Linked DNA regions of Mus musculus: region 2 is linked to region 1. A link is a loop called in an ENCODE intact Hi-C map of the cell type or tissue named here. Cell type or tissue: heart. All regions are shown on one strand.

Region 1 (5,000 bases):
CACACGTGTATGCTTGAAGGGGAATGCGGACCTCCCACCACCAACTCGATTGTTCTGAATATAAGCCGGATCCCACCCACACTATTGCCACTGTTTTGTTTTTTTTTTTTCTCAGCATCATGGATTGTCTTACTGTAAGAACGTTTCCTGCACCAGCCCCTTTCCTACAGAGGAGTGGGACCCAGTGCCAAACCCAACCCTGTGGAGCTTGGTGGTGATGTAATCTATGTGACCATCAGTGATCCTCAATGCAAACTAAGCTAAGCAAGCCTCTCCTTAAAACCCACGTGAAGATCAAGGTGACCACACCAACCCTGGCACCTGGACTGACTCGTGGGATGGAGAAGAACAGAATATCCCTGATTTGGCTACTCCACTGCTTTCCCAAGCTGGGAATATGGTGTTTACATTATTTCCAGCCCTAAGAGACTGTTACACACAGCGCCTCTTCCTTTGAACTTACTCTAACATGAGTGGCCAGGATGCAAACTCCCTCAAAACTCTTAAAAGAAATTACTCCCCACTAAACTGAACCCATCTATTCAAGACTTTTCGGCTCAGGGCCTCAAGAGCTGGCCGTTGGGGTCAACCCAGGTCTTCCTGTCTTACAGAGAAATGTAGGCCCTCTGCAATATTCTTCTAATCTCACTTAAGACAGGAGAGACTTATCTGGTGGAGGCCAGGGAAGAAATGATGGGTACAGAGTGACACCCTGAAACCCGAACTGCCGCTGGCAGCGAGGGTAGAAGCCACGAAGCCTGCTACACTTGGTGTTTGCCTCACTCACAGCTCCCGAGTGTGTCAATCATTCCTGCTTCAATCGCTGAACTGTTCTACTCTTCAGTGAACCTTCTAGAAAACAAAATGTCCGAAGCTGTTACACTGAATTCCTTTATAATTCAATTACTTATTGATGCCAGAACACTGAATTAAATTAATTAGGAGGCATGACTTGAAGTCATGCTCAATTTAAGAGCAGATAAAGAGCCGCAGTGTTCAGAGTATTAAGACAACCCCCTCCCCCTCTCTCTCAGCACTTCTTTTTGGGGGGTTTCTCTGACCTATCAACAGTATCTGATTGGTCATAATGCAAACCACCACCATTTTTTTAAAATGTCATAGGACATCACAGGTTCGTTTCTCCCAGATATTGGCAAGTAAGTCACGATACAAGAACTCGGAGACACGAGTGATCCCTTTAAATAGCTGCCTCCGGCAGAAGCAATTACCAATAGAGAGAATTGTGGAGACAGGAGATGCTAACCGATCAGGATGCTACCCAATCACAAGAGGGTGGCAAATCCCTACAATAAATCCTTTCATAGGGGTCTTAAGGAAGTTTCAAAAATATACAAGACAGGTCTAGGCACTTAAGAAGAGAGCAACTCCATTTTTCTAGAAAGTTCACATGGCCTGAAACGTCAAATCACCACAAAGATCTGTAGATGTGTGCATGCAAGAAGGCATAGGAGAAAGGGGTCACTGACTTATCTTATGGAAACCCAAAGCCCTCCTAATCATAGATATAGCTTCCTTAGGTCTAGCACATCTCACACTGTCTTCCTAGAGCTAAGCCAATTTATGGTCAGAAAAGCCATTACAATCGTAGTTACATTGTAACAGTAGAGGGATGGCTCTCACTGACCTCAAAATGTACATGACATATTTGACAGCTCAGCGAGGGTGAGAATAATTTGCATCAGCACATTTTCCCAAAAGGGGGAAATTGGGGGCACTCAGTGGTTAAGAGCACTGACTATTCCCTGGGTTCAGTTCTCAGCACCTTTAAGGCAAGGCTCTCAAACCCTCGGTAACTCCTAGCCCCTGAACGTCCTATTCAGGCCTCCCAGGCACACTCAGCATACAGGTCTATACAGGCATGCAAAACACTCATACATACGCCAAAAAAAAATTTAAAAGTGTGTGAGTGGAGCGTCTGGGTTCCTTAACGGAAGCCAAGACAAGAATGAAATTTTAGCTTTTTAAAACAATTAATAATAACAACAATAGTAATAGCTTTACAGACTATAAACTCTCAGAGGGTCGGTGCCCTGCCTGGGTTAGAAGAGAAGGTCTCCATGCTGCGTCCAGCAGAAGTCTGGAATCGGCTGCCATTTTTCAGCAGCCTGGAAAACGTAAAAATAAAAATATTTTTAAGTAAAACAACAAAAAAAATTAATAATAAAGTCAAAGGCAATTAACTCTGGAGAGTTCAAACCTTAACAAGCATTTCCTGACTGCCTTCCACGTGGCTGACAACCAACTACAGCGTCCTGTTGTCAGGGACGTGATACACAAATGCTTATGGTGGATGCCGACTATTTGGAGGAGCTGGGTTTCACGAGGAGGGCACTGCGCACCGTCTAGTTGCGGGAGAGCACGGGGTAGGGGGGCGGAGAGGGCGAGCTCAGGGGAGGGCACTGCAAGCGCAGGCCAACCCCACCCCCCAGTCCCCTCCTACTCCTGTCCAGGGCCACAAGACACCGGGTCCCCGACTCCCCGCAGTGGCCGCAGGGTGAGAGGCAGGGTATTCACCTGAACAGCTCAACATCTCCCACTCGTTGGGCCCGCAGAAGATCGCGGCCAGCGCCGAGAGCTCCTGCCGCACCTCCTCCACCATATCCGTGCGACCAGAACCCAAAGCCACTTCCGCCGCCTCCCGGAGCAAAGCTCCCCTACGGTCACTGGGGGGCGCCCCGGCCTCACAGCCAGGTCGGCTGCGGATGGCGCCGGGCGGGGGGCGGGGAGATGGGCGTGTTTATGGGCGTGGCATGTGTCCGCCCAGAACCTTCTGAGTTTTGGCCTCTGTGGTTTTCTGGATCAGAGAGAGACCTGTAAAGCCCCAAAGTCCCCTACAAGAACAACCAGGCTGTGAACCCACCGTGCTTCACCAGGCTAGGAGGAAATGGAGAGAGTAAAAAAAACCTAAACAAACAAGAAAAGCCAAACAAGGCGAACGAGCCCTTGTCAGGCTTTTGAACTTTGTGTCCTGAGATCCCACAGTGAGCAAAACACAAATTCCATGTCCTCATGAGGGTCAGTGACCCTCGTGGTCAGGATATTTCAGAAAAGAGAACGATAATGACCTCCAGGATACTGACCTGGTTGGTCACTAGCCTCGGGATTACACACAAGGTCTAGATTCCAGGGCCTCTTTCCAGTCCAAGATGAAGAAGAGGGAAGACTGAGATGAGACTCCTTAGAGATGGGGTCCAAAGCCAAAAACTAGCTTTACAGTGATTTGATTTGAGTTGATTTGATTTGGTTCGGTTTGGTTCGGTTCAGGTGATATTCGATGCATATAACATAATGTGTCTATTACCTCTCTGATCCCTGAAGCTTAATGGTGAAATCACCATCTTTGAATCTTGACCTAAATTTCAAAACACTCGCAGTAACAATAGGATAACAGAATGAGTGATGCATCTGTTTCAACCTCGACTTTAGTAAGCAAAATTAATTTGTGGTAAGTAGTTCTGTCTAGGTGCATTTGACTCCCCCCGCCCCCAAAATAAAAATTTTTAATTCTGCAGCTCCCAAGAGTCCTTTGGCTCACTCGGGGAGGTCTCATGCCACTGGTTTGTATCAGAAATAACATTCTGTGAGTTCATCAAAGAATTTAAGTAGGTCTTCAGTGACTCCTTTCACTGACTTCTACAAGTCAGAATAATTTTAACTGGGCCACGTTACTATCCCAATCATCATTTCTATTGCTAAAAGGGCAATTTGAAAAAAGGAAGAGAAATTGGCTTCCAAGAAGAGAAAGGAAATCTGATGAGATAGACAAGAAAAGCTTTTCCAGGGATGCCCTGAGATTTCAGTGACCCCAGGCAATTAGGAACCGTGCTGTGCAAATAATTAGAAAGATAAAGGTTTATTTAAACACATGATTATCTATAATGTAACCAATTTGTATTAGAAGAAAGAAAAAAAAAATAGTTCCTTTGAGTTATTTCCAAAATAGCAGTTCAAGCAAGTTCAGTGGGTTCATAATTAACTGTTAGAGAGATTTGGGGAAAAGATTACACTTTTTGATTTACAGCACCACTCTGTTATTCAATTTTCAGTTTAAAGTCCAATGTTACTGCTAAAAGTAATGGAAAATATTAATTTGATTATTTGTCATATTTGTTAAATGGTCCACACAATAATTGAATAGCCCTCATCCTGTTTTAATTTTTCAAATTCAATGTGTGATATGAACGAAATAACACGAACAGCGTGATTTCATTGTCAGCAGGATTAGGAGGCGATCACCGGAGCCTACTGTCAGTAAGGGGTCCATGGGAATTGATGTAAAAGTACAGCCATCTATTATCATACTTAAAATTTTCTGGTCAGTGGGTTTCTTCTTTGCTTTCCTTTCTCCGTTGATTCCTTAACCTGCTTTTCATACTTCATTTAGCATGCTTAAATAAAAAGTTCATGTGAATTGTCTTCTAAATTGACACTACCCGGAGACACTGAAATCCCTCGAATACATTTCTTGCACTCTGACATTTAGAAGTAATCATCACAGAGGCAGCGTGATGTCTGCTTGGCATTTCTCACACAACGGAAATAGCAGGTACCTGGCAGATCTCTGAAGCTACGGCACCATAATCATTTTTCTTGTAATAAGATTTCTTCTAGTCAGCGGCTACTGAAATTCTAGATATTTAAATGTGAAGTGGATGTGAACAGTGAGAGTATATTATCCACCTCTATCCCCACCTCCCACAAATACGCACACCAGTGTGTGATTTGCTAAAACAGTGCTACCTCTCCATGCATTTCTCCTAAAGCGCAGTGTACCCAAGACTGGAATAGGAGGGGACTCGTACCCTCTCACCCCCAGTTAAAACCACTAACCCAGGAAGTCAGTGTGGACAGGTAGTTCTTTTAATTTTCCCAGAACAGCTCTACTGACTGTCAAAACCCACTTTCACGAGCAAACAGGACCCAACTTGAAGCCAATTGGGAAAGGTGAAACGTTACTTATCCTGAGAAAAAGCTGAGTG
Region 2 (5,000 bases), 260 kb after region 1:
TCAGCTGACAGAAATTCTGTGCCTTTTTCTTTTCTCTGTAGCTTAGGCAGACCTCTGGTTCTATCCCAACACAGCAATCCTCTTTGTGCTGGGATAGAGTGCTTGAGACACTATGCCACACTCCCTTATTTCTATCCCAGAAAGGTTCAACTTGGGCTATTTGGGCTTCTCTTTTCCATGCAAGTGGCTGACCCTGGTCCTGTAGTCTCTTCTGGAATGTCAGCTGTATTTGGGAAACATAAACCAACATACTGACACCCAGAGGACTAAAACCTGTCCTAGATGTGCCCCAAGACACCAAGGCAAGCGGTGACACTCTGGAGGCAGTGATAGCTGTCATTATTAGGAATCTCTGAGTTGCAGCCTTCAAGCCACTAAAACGGATCTGAAGTCTACCGAGTAAGTTTTGGGAAAGTGAATGAGCTAATCTTTCAAAGACATATAGCCCAGTGTAGTGCCAGGAACACAGGCAGGGGACAGCGTGCTCTCTGTTCTCACCTTTCCTCTATCAGTTTGCCTTTGAGATCAGAAGAAAGGAAAGGGGACGGAAAAGAATACAGAGTGCTGATTCAAAGAGATTAAAAAACAAACCAAAGCAGGTAGACTTCTCAGTCAAGGCAGTCCTCTAATTAAAAACAAATAAACTACCTAGCCTTTTGGGCTGGCTGAACCCCCGGTGAAGGTGCTTGCCAAGGGCAACTGGTGGGACTCCAGAAAAGGACCCAAAAAGCTGTACCCCCTCCCCCCAAAACCTGGCTGTGCCACAACACTTTCCCAATTTCTTTCGCTCTGCATTCAAAGTTTAGACAGGATGAGCAGGACTTTGGCAAAGAGCGTTGACCGAGGCAGAGGTCAGCCCCACAGGTGCGGCAGCTGCGTGGGGAGGGAGACTTGGCAGATGTCCACGCAGGCCTCCCCCCCCCGCCCCCGGCCTGGCACGTGGATTCGAAGGCTGCTCCCCGGGTTTCCAGCGCAACATCTGGGCGCGCTGTAGCCCGGGAGGAGACGGATGGAGTGGCCGGTCAGCGGCGGGCCAGCTCGGGGAGCTTCCTGTCCCCCTCCACCGTCGGAGCGCCACAGATGCCTGGGAGTTGATGAGAACCAAGGCGGCTGAGAAGCCCCTAGGCGCCGGGGCGGGGCGGTCGCAGCCCGCTGACCAGCGGGGAGGAGGGGCGCCGAGGTCCTAGGTGGCGTGAGGGCGGGGCCGGGGGCTGGGACCCCGCGGGAGGGAGCGCCGCGCCCGCCGCGCTGCCATTGGCCGGGAAGCCTTGGAGCAGGCGAGGGGGGAGGAGGCGGCGCTCATTGGTCGGGCTCGCCGGCCAATCCCTGGAGGCCCGGGGGTGGGTGGGGGGAGACCAGGCTGGGGGCAGAGCGTGCGGAGCCGCGGAGCGGGCAGCGAGCAGGGCAGCCGGTCCCAGTCCAGAGCGACCCGGAGCCTCCGCGGGACTCGAGTCCTAGCGAACCTCGAAGCATCATCCGCGTCCGTCTGCGGCGTTCGGGCTTCTCCGGCGCCGCGCAGGGGAGCGAGCTCGTGCATCACCCGCGCGGCCGCCGCTGGGGCTAAGAGCAGGGACACCGAGGGTGACTGACCGCTAGAACTCTTCCAGTCGTCCAAACAGCCATGACCCACTTCAACAAGGGCCCTTCCTACGGGCTCTCCGCCGAAGTTAAGAACAAGGTACGCGCGCGGGCGGGCTGGGGGTTTGCCGCGGCGGTGGGGGCGCTGGGAGCCGCCGCGGAGAGACGTCGAGGCTGCGGGAGAGAGAGATGCTCCTCGGCTCGCGGAGCCTGGCTCGCACGCGTTGGTGCTGGCTTTGTTCCCGCGCCGCGGCCCCGGCGGGCGGTGGGGGTTCCCGGACGCCTGGAGTCCCGCAGCGCCGCAGGGCCCGCTCCAAGGCTGTAGGGTGCGCCCCTCCGGGAAGGGGGCGCTCCTGAGTGGCCTGTGGCCCTTAGGCGGGGCCCTGCCTTACGGCTGGGTCTCCGGGAGTTGCCGCCCCCGCCATCCGCCTGGGCTGGGGCTGCCGCGGGACCCTGCGTCTCCTCCCATTCCATCCTGGCCCCCTCCTCCCACAAGCGAAGTTGGGCGGTTACGTGGCCAACCCGGGCCCCTCATTGTTCCTTTCCTCCTCCTCCTCCATGGGAGAGTGTCCCGCCGACCCCTGGGACCCGCGGGCGGAAAGGGAGCCCGTCGGTGGTGCCTTGATGCAATCGCCGCTGGTGCGGGAAGCCCAGACAAAGCCTGAACGCGCAGCCTGCGAGCCGGATCAGCTGTAGATGAGAGACTTAGAAATGCAATCCTGAGAAGTTTGCAGCGCGTTGAATTGTCACGATATCTCGGCAGGGTCGCTTTTGTTCGAGGTTTATTTGCTGTGGCGGGTTGCAATTTTGGAGTGATTGGAATCTGGCTGCGTTGCTTTGCTGTGTACTCATCTCAAGAATGCACCAGGGTTTATCTTTCAGACTTTTGGCCTGGAAAAGAGATGAGAGGCGCCCCCCTCCCCAAATCCTCTCTTTCCTTCCTCCCTGCCTGCATTCCAAGTCCATGACATCAGGGGTTTCGGGGAGTGGGGGTGACCAGCCAATCGGCGTGGAACTGCGCACAGACCGCTCATTGTCTCCCTTTTGCTGTTCCGGCCAAAGCGCCACAAAGGAGGGCTGCTGTGGTTTAATTCCCATTAACTTCCCGGGAGCCGAAGCATGTCAGGATTGTCACCAAGCTGTCCCACCTCCGGTAGAATAGTTTGGCATCATCAGGGCTACGAACACCCCTGGAGTTGCGGGTGGCTGGGGTGTGAAGGGAATTTCATAGAAGTAATGAAGCGTACCGTTGTTAGACCCAAGCGAGAGTGGTTTATTCTTTCCTGATGTATCTAGCGCACCCCTTTGTAGTTCATCTAGAAGATTCTAAACAGTCTTTGAAGCTAGGGACTAAATTTTATTCTGTGTTCAAAAATTGTAATCTTTGGGGGTTTTTAACCTTTTCAAATGTTTTGTCTGTATAAAAGTTTTCCTAAAGAGGCAGAAAAGTTAGTTTGGACGACAGCACTCACCAACTGAAAACTTTCTTGCAAAATAGCGGTCCTTCGAAGTTTATAGCTCCAGCTTTAGGAAGTTAAGGGCGTTGGCGTGTGAGAACTGGGTGGTTTGTGCCCGGTGCCGCTGGGCGCATGATTTGCAATTCCCTCTGGGATTCTGGCGCCCACTGAGTCTCTTTACCTTTGCATTGTAAATGAGGGACTGGTGACTTTGGCAGCCCTACAAGTGACTTGACTTTTCCTGGTTCTTGGTATCCAAGCTGGCTTTCTTTTTGCTGACTGGAGTCATTGCTTCTCCCCCTTGTAGTTCATATTGAGCCAACAACTCCAGGAAATGCAGAGACTCAGGCTGGATGGATCACTGTAACTGTAAGAGTTGGAAACAGTAACTCCTCAGGGTTTTTTGGTTTTTTTTCTTGTTGTTTTCGAGACAGGGTTTCTCTGTCTAGCCCTGGCTGTCCTGGAACTCACTTTGTAGACCAGGCTGGCCTCGAACTCAGAAATCCACCTGCCTCTGCCTCCCTAGTGCTGGGATTCAAGGTGTGAGCTACCACGCCCGGCAACTCCTCAGTTTTTTTAAGACACTTTGGAATGTTGTTAAGGCTGGAGGGATTAAACGCCAAGCCCATTTAAAAGAACGAAATAAAACGAAACATCCCCATTCATTTATGTAGGGGTGTCACCCAGGACCCTTTCCTAAAAATTCCTTTTGATCTCCCCAGAAGAGGTGCTCTGTGATGTGGGAGCACCCCTGGGTTTTCTGATCAGGGTGTGACTGGCCCAAGGTCACTGAAGAAACTTAGAGTATTCTAAGAATTTCAACAAGCAGTGTCTTAGTTAAGCACTTAGGTTCAACCCCAGGACCGGTTGCCTGCCCCCGCCCATCCCCTATTTCGGTCATCCACCTGTTACTACTTGACATTGTAACGATTCCTGTAATGATATTTATCATCTGTTCTGGGCCCTGAAACCAAATCTTCATGCTTGAATGAGATGTTGGTTTTTGGCCAAGGGTGTAGGATTGTTGGACAAAAAGGATAGGATGTACGGAAACACGGATTTGACATTATATCTTTACAGTCACGCCTGCTTTTTTTTTTTATCATGTGTAATTTATGACTTGATTAAACACCAGAATTTTGTTTTACCATTTTGTGTGTATGGGTGTTTTGTTTGCATCTATGTACGTGTACTGTGGGCCTACAGTGCCTGCCTCTGAAGGCCAGAAGAGGGCTTTGCATTCCCTGGAGCTGGAGTTGAGGATTTGAACCACCAGGTCGGTCCTGGTTGGGGGGGGGGGGGGTAAGATCTAACCCAGGTTCTCTGCAAGAGCAACAGTACTTGTAAGTATTTAACTGTAGCTCCAGTCCCCCTAATTTTGTGTCTTAAAATATCATTTAAGTCTTGAGGAGGTAGTGTGGAGTGAAGAGTTCAGCAGATGTAAATTCTAGGTCCCCCTTGGCCAGTTCCTGCTTCTGATGATGTGGGCTGTCTGTTGGCATCCCGATCAACCAAGTGGAAGAAAATATTACCATCCCTGAAATACGTTGTCTTGGAGGAGCGGCTGCTTCTATTGTTCAGTGACTGTCTTGTGAGTGTCAGCTCTTAGTCAGAGGGGCTTGTTGGCTGTTTCCTTTCTTGAGTTGTCTGTCTGCTCTCTTAAGTAACCACTTTGTATCCCAAAGCTTATACTGGTGAAAGCAGTCCACTAGTGGATTGAAGGAATCTTTGATCTTAAATACTTACAATCAGTAAAATTCCTAGGCAGCATCTTTGAAAATAACATTTATCTGGAAAGATGCCAATGCATTGCAGAAACATATAAGCTTCTTTAAAAGGGCAGGGGGGGTGGCGGCAAGAAAATATGAAAACCTGGATTAGAAAAAAATAGACTTGTTGCGTTGCGAACACATTCGCTGTTTCTGCTTTGCTTTTTTGAGACTGATTATCACTGAGTTAAGGCTG

The links. Peaks named below come from ENCODE experiments on the same cell type or tissue, not always from the same donor. Only the 100,000 strongest peaks of a DNase experiment are listed, where the experiment ranks them.
Region 2: a loop joins it to region 1, with 3 times the contacts of the local background. A loop is called at or near these places in 5 of 42 quality-filtered maps.

Annotation. Positions count from the first base shown.
Region 1 is chr3:121,169,057-121,174,056 of GRCm38, forward strand. It overlaps Rwdd3 (RWD domain containing 3), which reads right to left and starts at 2,639. Exons shown (of 5, transcript NM_028456.3): 1 at 2,536-2,639. The coding sequence starts at 2,620. In heart, a CTCF peak has its summit at 2,675 (motif pointing right); a DNase peak (open chromatin) is centred at 2,665; H3K4me3 peaks cover 1,206 bases; H3K27ac peaks cover 1,010 bases.
Region 2 is chr3:121,425,151-121,430,150 of GRCm38, forward strand. It overlaps Cnn3 (calponin 3, acidic), which reads left to right and starts at 1,391. Exons shown (of 7, transcript NM_028044.2): 1 at 1,391-1,678. The coding sequence starts at 1,622. In heart, CTCF peaks have their summits at 1,917 and 4,245 (motif pointing right); DNase peaks (open chromatin) are centred at 1,161, 2,051, 2,611 and 3,291; H3K4me3 peaks cover 4,353 bases; H3K27ac peaks cover 4,101 bases.